Linked DNA regions of Mus musculus: region 2 is linked to region 1. Evidence: chromatin loops called from intact Hi-C (ENCODE). Cell type or tissue: gastrocnemius. All regions are shown on one strand.

What was found. Hi-C counts contacts between places; a loop is a spot of excess contacts. Peaks named below come from ENCODE experiments on the same cell type or tissue, not always from the same donor. Only the 100,000 strongest peaks of a DNase experiment are listed, where the experiment ranks them.
Region 2: a loop joins it to region 1, with 2.0 times the contacts of the local background. A loop is called at or near these places in 5 of 42 quality-filtered maps.

The regions. Positions count from the first base shown.
Region 1 is chr17:67,911,643-67,914,142 of GRCm38, forward strand. The region is part of intron 1 of Arhgap28 (Rho GTPase activating protein 28); the gene reads right to left. Among named protein-coding and RNA genes, the nearest start is that of Arhgap28, 91 kb to the right of the region's middle. In gastrocnemius, a CTCF peak has its summit at 1,128 (motif pointing right); a DNase peak (open chromatin) is centred at 1,151; H3K4me3 peaks cover 912 bases; H3K27ac peaks cover 386 bases.
Region 2 is chr17:68,003,226-68,005,725 of GRCm38, forward strand. Arhgap28 (Rho GTPase activating protein 28) reads right to left here and starts at 883. Exons shown (of 18, transcript NM_172964.4): 1 at 670-883. The coding sequence starts at 785. In gastrocnemius, no CTCF peak of the experiment used is centred here; a DNase peak (open chromatin) is centred at 941; H3K4me3 peaks cover 1,617 bases; H3K27ac peaks cover 1,333 bases.

The sequences.
Region 1 (2,500 bases):
GCAGTCAAGGATTCGCCTCAATTTCCAAGCTCTCTGTCTGTCTCTGTGGTGTTGTGATGTATCCAATGACATGCGGTCACTTTCAATAAAGGTGTAGTCTGTATTTACAACCATTATCGCCACCATCGATGTTCAGTGAGTTGTGAAAAAGATGTACCCTTGTTTTTCTCTTTCTGTGTGTCTGTTACCCGCCCCCACCTTTGTTCAGCTCCGGAAACCCCATGGCTGACAGGACCTCATCACAAGCGAGCTCACCAGGGCCTTTGCCTGCCTTTCACATGGACGTTCTTGTACAGAGGTGGTAACTAAACTCTCTGGTCCATCTAGACAGACTTTCCCTGCGTGGGGATGAATGGTCTTCTCCTCCCGGAAACGCACACCAGCTCAGTTTCAAACTAGAGTTTCAAACTATAAGAGCACGTTTAACCCGAGCACCAGTGAGGGGGGCTTCGGGATGGGAACAGACCAGCCCTTCCTGACCAACCGTCCTCCATAGCATACTTTTTCCATACACGGACTCACTCCATGATGGCTTTATTTCTGGATTATTCCCTGTGGTAATAGCCATCTGTGTTCCATTTATTTTCTTTGGCTAACTGAGACATGGCTGACCCCCAACACATGCCCGGCCTGAAGCTGGAGCACTCCCCAATCAGGGTTTCTGAGGAAACCGTGATCCTAGAACTCAAGAGAGAAAAGGAAACCGCAGAGTTTTCACAGAAGCCCGCACTTTTTACAGATAAGAAAAAAAGAAGCCGTCGGAGGGTTAGAAGCAAGTTCAAGGCTGCAGAGCTCTGTTTTCACACAGTGGTCTGCTAATGGCAAGTTCTGCTGTCTCCCGGACGGCCTGTCTTCCTGAGCCGCCTGTGATTTACAATCATCCGTCATTTTACAAAAGAATTAACAGTTCCACATCTTGCACATCAGAGATGACCCCATTTCTTACCTTAACATGTTTCTGGGGGAAAAAAGCGCCTTACAAGATAAAGTAACACTTTTACCATAAGTGAAGATAGTTATTTCCTTCATCGAAATACTTAATCAAGGAGAAACCAGGAACTGTATACTAAAAAACCGTGGTGTTTAACTGAGCAGTGCTCCACGTAGGCTCAGGGGTTGGAACCCCTGCTCCCCAGATGGTGGCGCTGTGTGATAAGGTTGTGGAAGATGGGGTCCTGCGTGAGAAGGAGTCCCCCGCAGGCAGGCTTTGAGTTTGATAGCCTCTCCCAGCTTCCAGTTCTCTCTTTCTACCTCTGTTCAGATGAACTGAGTTGACCCCGGACTCTACACCCGTGCCTTCACACTGTGCAACGCATGGAACTGCTCTGGAGTTGTGAGCCAAAAATCGAGCCTTCCTCACCCAAGCTGCGTTCATGAGAGCGCAGGATCACAGCAACAGAACAGTCACCAACACGGGGTCACCAACGAAAAGTACAATTTTTAAATACAGGTTTTTAAATAATGAAATTGTTTTTAAATGAAGAAGATTTTTTTCCATTTTTTATTAGGTATTTAGCTCATTTACATTTCCAATGCTATACCAAAAGTCCCCCATACCCACCCACCCCCACTCCCCTACCCACCTACTCCCCCTTTTTGGCCCTGGCGTTCCCCTGTACTGGGGCATATAAAAAGAAGATTTTTATTAAAGGAAAACAAGCTTTTGGCTCTGACGTTATGAAAGAAATCTAACACTGTGTCAAAGTAGCAGCCCTCATACCCCAGACATGTAAGATGTACATGAAACATAGATAACACAAGACACGTGAAAACCAAGTCTGTATATCTGCCATAAAGGAACCAATTTGTGCTATTCCCTGCAAAGACTGAAGATGTGAACTCTACTGTTAACGACAGCTGTGCACTCGAGGGCGTTTGGAATCTGTCCCCCTTCCACCATCTCCAAAATATCAGCGAGCACTGATGACCCTCACACGTTTCTACAGCAAACCAAGTGAGTCTTTCACATTAGGCTCCTCCTAATAACCCTTGGGGCTAGGCGACGAGAGCCGCAGGCCAGCACACCCTGCACCTGTGGCCTATGTGGACTTGATAAATCAAGGTACTACGAGTTCCCTCAGAAGGCAGTGGCGTAAGTAATTTCATGCTAGCTGACACCAAGCACACTGAGGGGGCACTTGTCACCAGGATCCCCGATCTTGTCACATGCCGGGACAGTTAGTCTCAGTGGCTCAGTCTCTAACTCCTGACAGCAGACAGGAAACCATAAATCCCAAATCGGTAGGTCATACCCCGGAGGACGGAGCTATTTCTTTCCTGCCATCTCCACTGAAACCTTTCTCTTTCAGAGAGAGGTAGCCCATCCCAGGAGGCTTCCTTCCTTTACGGCTCCCTGTCCACTCATTCTCCCAAGCGTCACTGGCACTCTTTGCTTCCGACGAGCATTCTTGACTAGGACCAATGATGTCCGAATGGACTCTGCATGACCAATCCATTGGGCTTCACACGCGTTTTAAGAGATTAATGATGGAAGGAGTTA
Region 2 (2,500 bases), 92 kb after region 1:
AAAAACGTCCACTGATATAGTCGTAGAGAATAGCAAAGGAACTTCCCCTAAACACGCCAGACAGCAAACCATCTCACATTTGGAATATTTTTGACCATCCGTCTTTGGCGGAACAGATGGGCATGCCAGAGCAATGTTCTCCAGATCCCTGGCTTACTAAATGCACATGGTCACCCAAAGAAATAAACAGGAATTGCGTTGGTTGCATACAATCGGCACCGGCACTCATCAAATAATGACATCACTGTATTTAAACAATTGAGGGTATTTACAGTAGAAGTGAAATTGTTATGTCAGTGAAGGTTTCCTTTTGAGAAAAACTTTAGCTTCAAATAGTTAATCTGAGTGTCTGCGAGAACTTTTTTTCTTTTCAACCGACTTGTGTTTGGGTTCTTGGTAATATTTTAAAATTTCTCCAGTACATGGTGAGAGTCTTCCACAGAAATGGTATGTTTATCTAACTCTTGATAAAGTTGCGTCAAGACTACAAGTACCCCGCTAGCCTCAGCCAGCCACACACAGACTTTTTGCCCAGGCTGTTTCTCATCTCCAATCAGGATCATACAAAGAGCAGTCTCAGTTATCAACTCCATAAAAACTTGCCTAAGCGCTGCCCCCTCCCCGCCCCGCCCGGCGCGCGCGCGCGCGGCCCGCGGTGCCGCTCCGTACCTGCTGAGCGGATGGCTGGCCCGGGACGCGCAGCGTGGCTCAGCGCCCTGCGGTTGCGAGCGCGCGTGCGAGTGGTAGGCGGTCAGCACCACGCCGCCCGAGTCCTCCACCTCCATCCTCAGCGGCGCATGTCCCCGCGCTAACCCAGAACAAAGACCGAGACCAACGTGGACTAGCTCCGGGAGCGGGTCAGCGGCCCCGAGCGTCCGGCGCCCCAAGGCTCTGCGACTAGGACGGCCCCGCCCGCCCAAGGGCCACGCCCACAGAGTACAGCGGCAGATTAGCATACAACGCGGGCCACGCCCACAAAACAAGGCGCACCGATTAGCATAACTAAGAGCCACGCCCACAGAGTACAACAGACAGATTAGCTTAATACACCGAGGGCACGCCCACAGAGTACACCGGGCCGATTAACAAACACTGAGGGCCACGCCCACGGATCCCTGCTTCTAGGAAACTGGAAACCTGCCTGGAGCTTGCGGCTCCAGCCAGCAGCTCTAGTAAAGTTTGTGTTTTTCTTCCTTTGTTTCTCCTTTCCTCTTCTCAACCTCCTCCTCGGCCCCTTCAGACGGGAGGCTTATCCCATGGCTAGGAACATTTCCTGCCTGGCAGTCAGAAGTGAGACAGAAACCATGCCTTAGGCAAGGGGAGAAAGGCTAGGTCTGGAATGGGTGCTCTGGGGAAGAAAGGGAGAAAAATGTGACACTCTCATTTAAATGTAACACTCTCATCTGAATCGGAAATTGAAGAGCTGAATGGCACTGACGTTTGCTAGTCTAAGTGACAGCGAATTCGATTTCCCTTCTGCCCAAGCCATTCCCTCTGCACGTGCAAGCCTGAGCTTCCTTCCCATACCCTCAAGACTGCAACGCCAGACTCTTACCTCATTCCTAACATCCCTTTCCTCCACTCAGTTGTGGTCCCTGACAGATACTGTTTCCAGACTGTCTGAAAAGTACTCCTTATTGCCACGGGCTCCATGAATGCTATTTTCAGGGGGCTTTTTAAGGGAGAAGATTATAAACACACATGCACACACACACACACACACACACACACACACACACACTGTATATAACATACCCAAAAGTGCAATATAGTCTTTCTCCTGATTGTGTTTCTGGTTGGAACTGCTTTCAAAATTCTCTCCCTGTGAAACCGCTTAGAGATCATCAATCAAAGCCCCCTCCCCCACCTCTTACTCCCCGGCCACTTTCCAGAAATGGCTCTTGCTTTGTTACAGGAATAATTTCATTCTGCTCTGTGATGAAGGTAGACTCTCCAGACCATGCCTTGTGTGTTTCTTTGCTCTGGTCTGGCATCCACTTGAGTGACTCCTAATAGGTCGTGGTCTTTTTTTTTTTTACCTCCCCCCTCCCCCAAAGGCCAGATGGAACCAGGAAACTTCTCAGAATGAAACACCAAGGAGTAGAAAGCCTGAGGGGAAAACCCACCACTAACTCATGATCAAATTACCATTTTCCAGCAAGTTGGTGCTTTCTACTCAACTGGAAGCTGCTGGAAGAACTGGTCTCTCTCTCTCTCTCTCTCTCTCTCTCTCTCTCTCTCTCTCTCTCTCTCTCTCTCATATCCCAGAGCCCCTCCTGTTTCACATAGCACACACTCCAGAGAGGAAGGTGTGCTGGATAGTGTTTATCAACTTGACACAAGCTGAGGTCATCTGCGGGGAAGGAGCCTCAATTAAGAAAATGCCTCCATAAGAATCAGGCTGTAGGCAAGCCTGTAGAGTGTTTTCTTAACTAGGGACTGGGGGAGTGGGGGTAGCCCATTGTGAGTGGTGCTGGCACTGGGAAGGTGGCCCTAGGTT